Regions from separate parts of the Homo sapiens genome. Here region 1 is linked to region 2. Evidence: chromatin loops called from intact Hi-C (ENCODE). Cell type or tissue: OCI-LY7. All regions are shown on one strand. Each heading gives the region's core, and the rest is flanking DNA. Links, peaks and the distances in the headings are about the cores only.

The links. Hi-C counts contacts between places; a loop is a spot of excess contacts. Peaks named below come from ENCODE experiments on the same cell type or tissue, not always from the same donor. Only the 100,000 strongest peaks of a DNase experiment are listed, where the experiment ranks them.
Region 1: a loop joins it to region 2, with 6 times the contacts of the local background. A loop is called at or near these places in 37 of 110 quality-filtered maps.

Annotation. Positions count from the first base shown.
Region 1 is chr7:23,274,776-23,282,298 of GRCh38, reverse strand. GPNMB (glycoprotein nmb) reads right to left here. Exons shown (of 11, transcript NM_002510.3): 11 at 7,191-7,523. Among named protein-coding and RNA genes, the nearest start is that of MALSU1, 21 kb to the left of the region's middle. RefSeq lists silencers at 4,643-4,692, 4,703-4,762. In OCI-LY7, for the core only: CTCF peaks have their summits at 4,516, 4,718, 5,541 and 5,741 (motif pointing right); DNase peaks (open chromatin) are centred at 4,718 and 5,768.
Region 2 is chr7:23,710,726-23,718,696 of GRCh38, reverse strand. STK31 (serine/threonine kinase 31) reads right to left here. Exons shown (of 24, transcript NM_031414.5): 2 at 6,552-6,598; 3 at 6,411-6,463; 4 at 1,118-1,216. Among named protein-coding and RNA genes, the nearest start is that of STK31, 4.5 kb to the right of the region's middle. In OCI-LY7, for the core only: a CTCF peak has its summit at 6,085; a DNase peak (open chromatin) is centred at 6,096.

The DNA.
Region 1 (7,523 bases), core at 1,808-6,807, 440 kb after region 2:
CAAGTGGCTGGGCGCAGTGCTCACGCTTATAATCCCAGCACTTTGGGAGGCCGTGGTGGGCAGATCACTTTAGGCCAGGAGTTCGAGACCAGCCTGGCCAACATGGCAAAACCTCATCCCTACTAAAAATACAAAGATTAGCTGAGTGTGGTGCCCGTGCCTGTAGTCCCAGCTACTTGGGAGGCTGAGGCAGGAGAATCACTTGAACTTGGGAAGTGGAGCTTGCAGTGAGCCAAGATCATGCCACTGCACTCCAGCCTGGGCAACAGAGACTCCATTTCAAAAACAAAAACAAAACACAATGCCAAGAGACCTTAATAAACTTTTTATTAAAAACTAAGACACAAACACACATATTAGCCTAGGCCTACACAGGGTCAGGATCATCAGTATCACTGTCTTCCACCTCCACATCTTGTCCCAGTGGGTGGTCTTCAGGGGCAATAACACCCATGGGACTGTCATCTGTTTTAATAACAATGCCTTCTTCTGAAATACCTCCTGAAGGACCTGCCTGAGGCTGGTGTACAGTTAACTTTTTTTTTTTTAAATAAGTAGAAGGACTTTACTTATAAAATAGATGATACACTCTACACTCTAAAATAAATGATACAAAGTATAATATTGTAAATACTAGGCAATAGGAATTTTTCAGCTCCATTATAATCTTATGGGACCACTGTTGCATATATGTAATGTCTTTATGCAGTGCATGACTGTATTTCAGTACATGGATATACCACAATTTATTTATCTATTCTCCAGTTGGTGGAAACTTAAGATTGTTTCTAGTTTGTGGCTATTAGAAATAACACTATTGTGAACATCTGAGTACAAGTCATTGTATGAACATATATCTTATTTCTCTTGGGTAAATACCTAGGAGTTATGGTATGTGTATATTTAACCTTATAAAAAACTGCTGAACTGTTCCAAAGTGGTTGTTCCATGTTGCATTTCCACCAGCAGTGAATGAGAATTCTGTGGTTCTTTTCTACAAACAAGAAGTTTGTAATGTCTTTTTCATATACTTTTATTTTATTTATTTATTATTATTATTATTTTTTGAGACGGAGTCTCACTCTGTCGCCCAGGCTGGAGTGCAGTGGCGTGATCTCAGCTCACTGCCAGCTCTGCCTCCCGGGTTCACGCCATTCTCCTGCCTCAGCCTCCCAAGTAGCTGGGACTACAGGCGTGCACCACCACACCTGGCTAATTTTTGGTATTTTAGTAGAGACAGGGTTTCACCATGTTGGCCAGGCTGGTCTTGAACTCCTGAGCTCAGGCAATCCGCCCGCCTTGGCCTGCCAAAGTGCTGGGATTACAGGTGTCAGCCACAGCGCCTGGCCCTTTGTATACTTTTAAATGATGACATAATCAGATATATCAATCTTTTTCTTTATGGTTGGTGCTTTTGGGGATGTGTGAAATTCTCCCCAAATCACTTGCTTCCTCGTGTTATGATTCTCCTATTTGTATAAGCTCTTGAGAGGATTCTTAGAATTTTTTTTCTTCAGAAAGGTCTTTTATGACATCCCAGGATGGCAATTCATTAGCAATATACACTTAGCTTACTATGGCACATAATACAACATTTGTCATCACTTCAGAATAATGAATGTGACATGAAATTGAGGGTAAGAGATCAAAGTGCTCTATTATGAAAATTGGCCTGGTGCAGTGGCTCACACCTGTAATCCCAGCAGTTTGGGAGGGCCAAAGTGGGTGGATCACTTGAGTCCAGGAGTTCAAGACCAGCCTGGGCAATGTGGTGAAACCCCTAAAAAAAAATTTTTTTTTAAAGAAATGTAAAAAGAAAGAAAATTATGTCTCACATAATTGAAGTTCTCTGAATAAATCTTGTTTGCCCAGTTCAGTTCTAAGTGGAGTCCAGCATGCTTTAGAACACAGATGAGCAAACTCATTCTGTAAAGAGCCAGATAGTAAATATTTTTAGGGCTCCCAGGCCATGCAGTCTCTGTCACACTACTCAGCTCTGCTGTTGCAATGCAGAAGCAGAGCTGAGACAATATGTAATGAATGAATGTGGCTGTGTTCCAACAAAACTTCATTTATGGACACCAAAATTTGAATTTTATGTCATTTTTATGTGTCACAAAATGGTATCATTCTTTTGATTTTTTCCCCAAACCATTAAAAAATATGAAAACTATATTTAGCTTGTATGCCATACAAAAATAGGCAGAGGGCTGGCTTTGGCCGGTAAACTGCAGTTTGCCAACCCCTGATTTAGAATATAATCCTCCTGACATCTCTATAAGGAAACTGGGTAATATTATCCTCCCCATATTGCACAGTAGAACATGAGAACCTGGAGAGACTTTAGAGTTCACCCAGTTTAATTTCCCTCGCCACCTTCTTGCCTCCAATTTGCAGATAAGGAGGCTGCAGTAGAGAAAAGGGAGAATGACTGGTTTCAGGTCATCTAGCTAAGACATCTTGCTGCAGCTCAGGTCTCTCAATGTAAGTCCTAGTTATCTTCCTCTACTCAATTCCAAAAATCAAATTTTGAAGCCATATCCACAGCCACAAAATCCTTCTGCCACATTCTCATCAGTGGCTAATCTTTTTTTGCTCTAAAGGAATTTATTTCAATAAACATTTTAGCTGGGCGTGGTGGCTCATGCCTGTAATCCCAACACTTTGGGAGGCCGAGGCGGGTGGATCACTTGAAGTCAGGAGTTCGAGACCAGCCTGGCCAACATGGTGGAACCCCGCCTCTGCTAAAAATACAAAAATTAGCTGGGTGTGGTGGCAGGTACCTGTAATCCCAGCTAGTCAGGAGGCTGAGGCAGGAGAATCACTTGAACCCAGGAGGCGGAGGTTGCAGTGAGCCGAGATTGTGCCATTGCACTCCAGCCTGGGTGACAAGACCAAAACTCTGTCTCAAAAAATAAAATAAAAAATAAACACTTTAAAATTAAGGACTCAATAAGCCCAAATCTTGATACTTAATTTGCATCATTAAAACCTATACAATAGGTCAGGCATGGTGGCTCCTCCCTGTAATCCCAGCACTTTGGGAGGCTGAGGCATGTGGATCACTTAAGCTCAGGAGTCTGAGACCAGCCTGGCCAACATGGCAAAATCCCATCTCTACTAAAAATACAAAAATTAGTCTGGTGTGGTGGTGCATACCTGTGGTCCTAGCTACTCTGGGGTGCTGAGGTGGGAGAATCGCTTGAGCCCAGGAGGCGGAAGTCGTAGTGAGCTGAGATCGCACCGCTGTACTCCAGCCTGAGTGACAGAGTGAGACCCTGTCTCAAAACCAAAATAAAACAAAACAACAAACCCATGCAGTGAAATTAATAATGGCAGTTACATTGTAAACTGGAGAAACATTTTGATTAGTGAGATGACATGACATTTGTGAGAAAATTATACATAGAATGAAAATTGGTTAAATACTAATATACCATTAAGGTACCCAAATCCCAAAATGCCTATGGGAGAGCGCCAAAGAAAAAATTTATTCCAGAATTTCAAGGACAATAGGAATGGCTGTTCAGTTCTAAGCAGCAGAGGAACTGTCCCTGCAGATTAAGCTGAGGCCAGTGGGGTTGACCAAGATGGGGGACTCCGGGTCAGAGCTTAGCGCTCTTCCTGCAGTGACACTTGTGCGGTGACATGTTACATTAGTCTGGAATCCAAGCTCTATGAGAACAGAGTCCTTGTCTCTCTTGTCACTATTGAGTCCTCTCCTAGACAAGAGCTTGGGACATACTGGTGCCCAGTAAATGACAGTTGAATAATTGAAATCAGTCTGCAAGGGGTGATTCCTGGGAGCTGAACTCTGCTTTTTTTTTTTTTTTTTTGGGACAGGGCCTCACTCTGTTACCCAGGCTGGAGTGCAATGGTGCACTCTCAGCTCATTGCAACCTCCTTCTCCTGGGCTCAAGCGATTCTCAAGCCTCCCGAGTAGCTGGGGTGACAGCCACCTGCCACCACATCCAGCTAATTTTTGTAATTTTAGTAGAGACGGGGTTTCACCATGCTGGCCAGGCTGGTCTCGAACTCCTGACCTCAGGTGATCTGCCCGCCTTGGCCTCCCAAAGTGCTGGGATTACAGGTGTGAGCCACTGCGCCCGGCCTGAACTCTGATTTTTTAAGGTAACTATTCTGGCAGCTTTGGAACCATTCTTTTAAAAACCTTAAAGGATTTTCCCCCACCAAAAGCCCCATCAGAATGTGGTCACCATCACCCCTGGATGACCACCTTCTCATCTGCCCTTACACTGTCACTCTGGTTTGAAGTTGCTACACATTCTGGATGTAATGAGTGCATTGAACGTATTGCCCTCTAAACTATTAAACAATTGAAAATTCAATGAGGGCAACCAATGTTTATAAATGAGTCAGAAGTGTTTAAAATGCAGACATTTAGAAAAAGTCCCAAGAATAAGAAATTCCCAGAATAATTTATTACCTATACATTTCAATTTTCTTTGGAAGTTCTAACGCTCAACAAACATTAATCAAATTATCTCACTATCTTTTAGGTTGCTTCCCCCGTTTCACAAATTGTGATTCAGCACAAGTTAAATGACTTGTTGCTGGGGTCATAGGGATAATATAAATTTAAATAATTCACTATTTCAGCCCTCTCTCCTGCCACTTGTTAGATTGAAACTGAGGGAGGTTTGATGAGGATTTTGACCTGCTTCCTCAAAGAATGACTGTCTATTTGCTGCTCTCTGCTACCCCCTGTTGATAAGGGAAGGAAAGAGCGGATTTCAAGACCAAATTTCTCAACGTTAGTTCCTTCCACCCAGCAGTAGCAGGATTATCTGGAAACTTGTTAGAAAGCCTTAAGGGGCCTCACCCCAGAACAGTGAATTCGAAGCTCTGGGGGTGGGCCCAGCAATATGTGTTTTAACCAAACTTCAGGTGATTCTGCTGCAATTTGAAATTACTTTTTTGCTTTAGGTACTAATGTCTTGGCCTCCTAGTCATTATAAAGATGATACAGCCTCTCCACACTGCTTCCGTCCTCAGGCCTCACATGGAGTACATACCACCATGCCATAAACAGGGTGCTTCCATGCCCACTCATTCGGGCAGATGCATGTGCCGCAGCCCTGTGAAGTAGCCAAGGAGGGCAGACATACCCATTTTACAGATGAGGAGACTGAGAAAGGAAAGGCTCAGGAAGGGTCAAACAACTTGCCCAGAGTTACTCAGACTTCAGTGGCAGGGCTGGATTCAAATAGTCTTCTGTCTTCATGTCCATGCCCAGAGCTTCAGTAGTCACTACAAAGCAGGGTGGTTCTACATTCAGGGTCAGATAATTGTTTTTTGTTTGTTTGTTTGTTTTTTGAGATGGAGTCTCCTTCTGTCTCCCAGGCTGGAATGCAGTGGTGCGATCTCAGCTCACTGCAACCTCTGCCTCCTGGGTTCAAGTGATTCTCATGCCTTAGCCTCTTGGGTAGCTGGGATTACCAGCGTGCGCCACCACACCTGGCTAATTTTTGTATTTTTAGTAGAGACGGGGTTTTTGCTGTGTTGACCAGGCTGGTCTCAAACTTCTAAGCTCAGGTGATTCACCTTCCTCGGTCTCCCAAAGTGCTGGGATTACAGGCAGGATCCACTGCGCCCTCCATGGGCCAGATAATTCTTTGTTGTGGTGGTTGTCTTGTAGATTGTAGGATGTTGGGCAACATTACTGGCCTCTAACCACGGGATGCCAGTTGTATCCCACCCTAGTTGTGACAACCACAAATGTCTCCAAACATTGCCAAATGTCCTCTAGGGGGCAAAATCACCCCTGGTTGAGAACCATGGCCCTACAGTCATCACGTAAATGGGGAGAAATCTCAATTCTTGTTCTGCAAATTTTACACTCTTTGGAAGCGATTTTAGAACAAATAGCTGTATTTTTTTTGGCCTCTAGGTCATCCAGGAAATGAAGAACCTAGACTAAATGTTAATCCCCACAATACCTTTACCATTCCTTAAGAAAATTAACAATTCTATAATATCATCTGGTATCCAGTGTGTACTCAAGTTTCCCCAGTTGTCCCACGAATATCTTTCATCACTGTTTTTTCCTCAAGCTAGGATCCAATGTAGATTCTCAAATTGCGTTTGGTTGCTGTGTCCATTTTGTCTCCATTAGTGTAAAACAGGCAAACTATGTCCCATGGGCCAAATCTGGCCTACCACCTGTTTTTGTAAATACATTTTTGCTGGAACACAGCCAGGCTCTTTTATTTATGTAATGTCTATGGTTGTTTTCACGCTACAATGAGAGAGTTGAGCAGTTGCGATCGAGACTGTGTGGCCCATAAAGCCTAAGAGATTTAGTACCCAGCCCTTTATGGAAAAAGTTTACTAAACTGTGACCTAGAATTCCACCCCCTGCCTTTATTTTTAATATGATACTGATTACTCAAAGAGTCCAGGACAATCGCTTATAGAAAATCTCTTCTTTTAGATTGATCTGATTATATACATTTACACATTAAACTTTTATTTGAAGTTTCACATATGATGTGATTGTGTGTATATACAGATATTTGAAAGATATATATATATATATCTTTTTTTTTTTTTGAGACAGAATCTGGCTCTGTTTCCTAGGCTGGAGTGCAGTGGCACCATCTCGGCTCACTGCAGCCTTGACCTCCAGGGCTGAAGTGATCCTCCCACCCCAGCCTCCTGAGTAGCTGGGACTACAGGCATGTACCATCAGGCCTGGCTAATTTTTGTATTTTTTGTAGAGACGGGGTTTCATCATGTTGCCCAGGCTGGTCTCAAACTGCTGAGCTTAAGCAGTCTGCCTGCCTCAGCCTCCCAAAGTGCTGGGATTATAGGTGTGAGCCACTGTGCTCAGCCATATATATATATATATATATATATATATATATATATATATATATATATATATGTAGTTAGGTAAAAAATATTTATGAGATTATCAATGCTCTATGAGACATTGTTAAACAACTTTTTACTTGTCAAAAACTATAAATGAAATTGAGGCTGGGTACAGTGGCTTACTCCTGTAATCCCAGCGCTTTGGGATGCTGAGGCAGGAGGATCCTTTGAGGCCAGGAGTCTGAGACCAGCTTGGACAATATAGGGAGACCCTCATCTAAAAAAAAGAAACAACTGTAAGTGAAATTGAAAAGCAAATGATGAATCAGAAAAATAATTACAATACCAAGGTCTTGTCTCTTCCCACACTTTATTTTTCAGGAAGGAGAGAAAAAGAATGTCATGTCTAACATATAGTAGATGGTTTTAGTTACAAACAGAGGTGAAATCCTTACTGATCAAGTTGCCATGAAAAACCAGGGACCTCATCTTTGGAAAGTCTTAATATATGATTTCAAATATGTGCAGCGACTGTACAAAAATTTGGAAATATACACAAGAGTGTCACTCAGCATCATGCCTGGTATATAAAAAGCACTAACTAAATGTCCATGGAATAAATGAATATATGAATATCATTCCTTCACTCAGCCAAGCAAAGTAGGTTGTCACCAAAATACTCCCAC
Region 2 (7,971 bases), core at 2,972-7,971:
AGCTTAAAAAAGAACAGACTACCAATACACTAATACACACAACAATATAAATGAATCTCAGAAATTATGTTGAACAAAAGAAGCCAGATACATACAATAAACTACATACTCCATGATTTAAGAACAGACATACGAATCTATGGTGATAGTATCAAAATGAGGGTTATACCTCTGATGGAGAAACTACTGACTAAGAATTGACTGAGAAGGGGCCCGAAGGAATTTTCTGAAATGATAGAACCATATGTTGATCTGGATGGTGGTTACATGGATACATACACACGTAAAAACTCACCAAGCTATATACTTAGGATCTTAAGAGATATATACCTTACTGTATACAAGTTATAACTCAGTAAAAAAGAAAAAAGCCAAATTGCTCTGCATAAAGATGCATCTTACAAATTTTTTGTGAATCAAAGTCAAATGCAAGGAATCTAGTTTGTTCACCACTGCATACTTACTTAATGCTTAATACAGTGCCAGGTACATGGCAGACAGTACATACGTTTTCTTCACTTTTGTTTTTTTGGCTAGAATAGTGTAGCTTTTAATTCTACTTTTCCTATTTTTAACTGTAGTAAACTATACATAACATAAAATTGACTATCTTGACCATTGTTAAGTATACAGTTCAGTGGCATTAAGTACATTCATACTGTTCTGCAACCTTCGCCACCATTCATCATCCATCTCCATAGCTCTTTTCATGTTGTAAAACTGAAACTCTACACCCATTAATCAATAACTCCTCATCCTCAATCTTCCCCCAGTCCCTGATAACCATCACTCACTTTTTCTGTCTCTATGATTTTGACTACTCTAAGTACTTCATACAAGTAGAACCATAACAGTATTTGTCCTCTTGTGACTGGCTTATTTAGCTAATGTCCTGAAGATTCATCCATGTTGTAGCTTACGTCAAATTTCAAGACTGAGTAATATTCAGTCCATAAGTATTTTTGAATTAATAAATATACCATAACAGTAGTTTATACAAATTCCAAAAATCAGCCTCTTCTTTTCAAATATACCAGGAACTCCAAAAACTAAATATCTAAGACACAGGAAAGCTGACAGGAGGAATGAAATAATTATATTCAAGAATATGGCTCACCTTGTTTGGGTCAAGATTCCCCAAAACTGAACTGGCCTGGGGGCAAACTTCAGACAGTGAGCAACCAATCTTCATGATATCCTTATTTCTATTGATACTCTAGAAAGATTAGATATAGTATAAGATACAGTAAAATATTATTTTACAGTGTTACACGCTTGAGGGTTCTAAGCATGATAAACTTAAAAGATTTTAGGCCATTAGAAATTAAATCAACTTCTTATGCCTGTATTTTTTCATAATTTAAATGAGTTATTTATAAGAAATGAGACTAGGCCATAGAAAAAGTTTACTTCCCAATGTGTTCAAATTAGGTAGAATTCAAACAAGATACCAAATATAATTAAATCATATGGAAAGGATTCCTTAAAGATTGATTTGATTGCAGAGCTCAAACTGGGAAATAAAAGATGATCCTGGGACATTTGATGGTGCCAGAAAGTAAAGAAATGCTAAAAAAAAAAAAAAAAAAAAAAAAAAAAGCAGGTTGCGATGGCTCACACCTGTAATCCCATCACTTTGGAGGGCCGAGGTGGGAGGATCATTTTTGAGCCCAGGAGTTTGAGACTAGCTTGGCAATGTGGTGAAATCCTGTCTCTACAAAAATAATACAAAAGATTAGCCGGGCATGGTAGTGTGCACCTATAGTTCCAACTACACAGGAAGATGAGGTGGGAGGATTGCTTGAGCCCAGAAGTTCGAGACTGCAATGAGCCATGAGCACACTACTGCACTCTAGCCTTGGTGACGGAGACCCTGTCTTGAAAAAAAAAAAAAAAAAAGTGCTCAAAAAAAGAATAGGAGACGTTTAAGGACAAGTACCAATCTGTATTCTTTGGTGAACTTTGTCCCAATGGCCAAGGCTGAATAATTTAAACAACAAAATAAATTATGATAGCATAGGATTATAACCCACGGAATAAATATCCTTGAGTTTATATTAATATAAATAATTGAATAAATAAATGGCAGAGAAGAGACAGCTCTTCCTTACAGAAGAATTCCAATTAATAAATGTGGAAGGAATGAGGGGAATAGAAAATCATCATTAGGCAAGCACTAGAGCAATAAACAATAAAATTCGTGGGTGAAAAGTTGAACAGAAACTGGATTAGACAGCCACAATAAGTCTCCTAAAACATTAATTAATTACAAAAGAAAAGAGTAACTTTACAGCGAAAAAACCTGGAAGTTGCCACCTTACCCAAGTGAATCAAGGTTATCATCAATAAGAAGGTATATCACATCATGAAACCCCAATATGATATACTGAGAGGACTACAATATCACTTCTGTGGAACTCTTGCTAATCTATTCATAAGAAATCATCAAACAAACCCAAATTAAAAGATACTCTACAAAATAACTAATATTCATCAGAAGTGTCAAAAGTCTTGAAATACAAGGAAAAACTGAGGAACATTCAGAGGTTAAAGGAAACCAAGGATACACAACTAAATACAATTTGGGATTCTGTATTGGATCCTGGAACACAAAAAGACAAAAAACTGCTAAAATTTAAATAAGGGCTGTAGTTTAGTTAATAGCATTGTACTAATGTTAATTCCCTGGCTTTGATCACTGTACTGTGGTTATATAACACATTAGCATTAAAGGAAGCTGGGTGAAGAGTATACAGAGCCACATTCTAGCCTCTGTACTAATTTTGCAACATTCCTGTAAGTCAAAGTTTCTTCAAAATAAAATGTTAAATATATATATATGTTCTAAAGAAATATACCAACAAAATATTCAATAATGCTAGAAAGAACATGATTATCCGTGATGACTGAAAAAAAACTCTGAAAGAGCAGTTCAAAGAACATCATGATGAATATCAAAGTCTCAGCATAGAACAGGAACTGAATTTAAACTGACCCTGAGAAACAAGAGAAGCAGCCTTTGTGAACAAACCCCTGGAATCAAAATATTCCATATAACTATATTTTTTCACTATACAGACTAAAACAAATAGGAGCTCTTTGTTTGTTTGTTTGTTTGGTGCAATCTCAGCTCACTGCAGTCTCAATCTCCTGGGCCCAGGCAATCTTCCCACCCTCAGCCTCCCACATAGCTGGGAACACAAGCATGCACCACCATGCCTGGCTAATTTTTTTTTTTTTTTTTGTAGCGACAAGGTCTTACTGTTGCCAAGGCTGGTCTCAAACTCCTGGGCTCAGGCGATCCTCTCACATAGGTCTCCCAAAGTGTTGGGATTACAGGCATGAGCCACCATGCCTGACCAGAAGCTTGTTCTTTCAAAGAAACAGGTGGAGTCAAATACGTCAGATTCCTTCAGCTGCCACTCATCCAATCTGAAGTGTTTGCTTATAAGTGGTTTATAAGGCAGAAGCCCACAGGGCAAAAAAAAATGGAGAATACACGTGAGCAGATTTTCATCCTAATCTGCCTACGCGTATTTCCAAATCTCTAGTCTTCTCTATGCCTATATCCCACCATAACCCCAACCAAATTTGCCAATTTGCTTATTGAAATAACCACTACATTCATTTATATACCATTAGTAGTTTTAATGTTTAATCTTTTCATGCGCATGTTTCCTGTTTTAAACGTTCTTCTACAAGAGCCTCAACTTCATGGTTTAACTCAGAGGTTGGCAAATTACAGCCGCCTGTTTTAGTAAATAAAGTTTACTGCATCACAGCTACACACACTCATTCACATTATGTCTATGGCTGCTTTGCACTATGTTGGCAGAATTGAATAGCTGCAAAACAAACTGTATGGCCTAAAAATGGTAAAATACTCATCATCTGATCCTTTACAAAAAAAAAACTGCTGACTCTTGAATTTGCTCCAAATTCAATCAACATATTCACAAATAAAGTAAACTGAAATCAAAGTCTAGAGCTGCACTAGTGAATACAATAGCCAATACCCACTTGAAATATGGCTAGTCTAAGGAGATATGCTGTAAGTCTAATATACACACTGGATTTCAAAGACAATATTAAAAAGGAAATATAAACTATCCTGTTCACATTTTTATGCTAATTATATTTTGAAACAATATTTTGGATATATTGAGTTAAATAAAATGTACTTATTAAAATGTCACCTGCTATTTTTAGTTTCTTCAATGTGGCTGCCAAAAATGTTTTAAAATTACTTACATGGCTCATATATTTCTACTAGACAGCACTAGTCTAGAAAATCTTTTTACACTGATAAATGATGTTTCTGTATAATAAGCTTAAATATAATTTATCATCCACCCTGGGACACTGTTGAGAGTGATGCAGTTGTCACTAATACAGAGACAATGGGCATGGAACCAGAACGTGTGAGCAACCTTTAGAGAATATGCATAAGCAGAAACAAATTTGCCAAATATATGTGCATAAGCAGACACACGAATTTGCCCCAAGTTTTCTATAACATCACCCTTCTACAATTTTTTTTTACATGCAGCCATGCCCCACATAGTGACATTGTGGTCAAAGAATGAACCACACACACTACAGTAGTCCCGTAAGATTATAATGAAGCTGAAAAATTCCTATTGCCTAGTGTAGTCCTAGCCATTGTAACATCATAGAACAATGCATTACTCACATATTTGTGGTGATGCTGGTGTAAACCTACCGTGCCCCAGTCTCACAAAAGCACAGCACATACAATTATGTACAGTACATAATACTTGGTAATGAAAATAACTATGTCACTGGTGTGTGTGTATATATATATTTTTTTTTACTATAATTTTTCTTATTTTAGTGTACTCCTACTTATTTAAAAAAGTTAACTGTACAGCCGCCTCAAGTCCTTCTGAAGGTATTCCAAAAGGGCATTTTTATTACAGAAGATGACAGCTCCATGCACATTACTGACCCTGAAGACCTTCTAGTAGGACAAGAAGCGGAAGTGAAAGACAGTGATATTGAAGATCTTGTCTTCGTTTTTAACCAAAAAGTTTTTAAAGTAAAAAAAAATTAAAAGTTTAAAAAGAGAAGAAAGCTTTAGAATAAGGACGTAAAGAATATTTTTGCACAGCTCTACAATGTTTGTTTTAAGCTGTGTTACTACAAATGAGTCAAAAGTTTATTAAAAGTTACAGTAAGCTAAGGTTTATTGAAGAAAAATATTTTTATAAATTTAGTGTAGCCTAAGTGTATGGTATTTATAAAGTATACAGTAGTGTACAGTAATGTCCCAGGACTTCACATTCCTCACTACTCACTCAATGACTCACCCAAAGCAATTTCTAATCCTGCAAGCTCCATTCATGGTGAGTGCCCTATACAGGTGTACCACTTTTTAATCTTTTATAATATGTTTTTACTGTACCTTCATGTTTAGATACATAAAGACTTAATATTGTGTTACAATTGTCTGCAGCATTCAGTACAGTAACATGAGGTACAGGTACACCACATGGCCTAGGTATGTGGTAGGCTATATCATCCAGGTTTCTCTAAGTACATTCTATGATGTTCATACAGCGACGCAGTTGCCTAATGATGCATTTCTCTGTATGTATCCCAGTCATTAAGTGATGCATGACTATATATTTAAGAACTCTGGGTTAATCATATTCTTCTAGAACTTTCTTCTCATATATTCTCCTTATTTCCCACATTACGAGTTCACCTCACCCCCCACCAAAAGGAGTTCCCATGCTGTAGGGAGTATAGAGAAACGTAATTTCTTTCCCTTCCGTATCATGTATAGTTTACAAAACCAAAAATTAGCAGGTCGTTCTGTGCATCAGAGGAATTTACCTTCTTAAATTGTGGAACACAGCCCTTCAGTGCTTGCTTTGTATTTAAAACTGAGTAACCTTACCTAACTGACACCCTCCCAACAGAAAATCAGAAATGTTTCATTCATGCTTCCAATTCTATAATGAGAAAAATACCACATCTCAAATTTAAGCCATTAGAAAAAACGACCGAGATTTTTAACTTATCCTCCTTCAAGAAACAATCTTATAAAAGACCCCTAGATGGGGCTATAACTTCACAAATACAACAGGCTCTCAGAATCCAGCAAAAGCAGCCTAGAATTGAGTGGAATTCTGAAATCACAATCTTGCCAATTTTCTTTTTTCAAACTTGGTGTATTATGGGCATAACACTTGACTCATAATGAGTCAAGTAACATCACAGCTGTCAACATTTGTCTCCTAATAATGCCTGGTGATAAATAATTCAATAAATATTAGGCAATGAGAATGACAAATGTATTTATTCCTGGGTTTTATTTTTGTTTTTGTTGGGGAGGAACTGGATTGGGGGAGGTGAGGGGGGATATCAACCAGTTTGCTATTTACCTGGGCCCAAAATGTTACTGCATCTTCTATGTGACTTCCAACCACATCTTCCACTAAAATCAAATCACAATACAAGGAAAATTAGAAATTAATCAGTATCATCTAGCTCTTACACCCCAAAATAATTTTTAGTGTCAGTACCTTTATCGTAATGTGTATCTTCATCCATTTGAACAATTCCTGAAAAACTAGAACAATACCTTAAATTAGATTACAATAATCCACCATTAATAATGAATGAAGACTAAACTACATCATGTTCAATTCTTACAAATGTTTTGTCCTAAATGCAGTTATCAAAATTCAAACTCTATATTAAAAATGAGCTCAATATTTCCTTCACTAACTAATTCTTTTGAGTATTTTGTAGTAGATGCAATTTTATCATATATAATCTCTATCCTTAAAATTATCTCTAGCCAAACTTTTACAAACTTATACTGAACTCATATACATTTTGATCACTTACATAAATCAATACTTTGAAACAATGTACATATTCTTTTTTTAGAAAATATCCTCCCATAAAAAGGACTTCCACAATGTAAACAAAGAGAAACATTACAAGTAATAGAACAAATGCTTTAAACTGGTAGTCTATTTTATGTAAAAGGCACGGTGGTTACTATTTTTGAAGATTCCGTGGGATTAAAGACTGCAAAAATACCTAAAATTTTGCCTATTACTTCAAAAATAATTTTAATTACATAATATTATACTTTATCAAATGCAAAAATATTCCAAAATAAATGTACACTATGTAATTTTATCTGTAATATACTAAAATACTGCACTTTCCATTCATAAGTGTTGAAGGAAAATTAAAACACAGATTTTTTATGGGTTTTTTTTTTTTTCCCCCCAAACGAAGTCTTGCTCTGTCGCTCAGGCTGGAGATCTTAGCTCACTGCAACCTCCACCCCCCGGGTTCAAGCAATTCTCCTGCCTCACCCTCCCAAGTAGCTGAGATTACCGGCGCGTGACACCACGTCCAGCTAATTTTTGTATTTTTAGTAGAGACGGGGTTTCACCATGTTGGCCAGGCTGGTCTTGAACTCCTGACCTTGTGATTTGCCCACCTCGGCCTCTCAAAGTGCCGGGATTACAGGCCTAAGCCACCGCAATTTTTTAAGAGCTTTAAAAGTTGTCTAGGAACACCACTATACTAAAGTTTCAAATGCTCTCTCATTATGAAAAGGAAAACATTAACTCCTCATCACAGAAAAATAAAATTTTAAAAATGGATTACTTTGTCACAACTTAATTTTTTAAAAAAATTTTTCGTAAGTGGCATGAAAATGTCTCCAAAGCAAGGGTTCTTTTCTACTGGTCAAAAAGCAGTTTTTAAATTCAACTGACTGAAAAGCTGTAATAACTTTTAGGGAGACTATATATTCCCACGGAAAGCATTAAGGCTTAAATTCAGTAAAAGTTAAAATTACTTTGGAAATCTCTCCACACACTCCAAGAAGCTACTTCTAGAGTAGTTTTTAAATCTTATTTTAAAATGACTTGCCCTGATTATGAAGGCACTGATGCCGTACCCACTTTCTGCAAACAG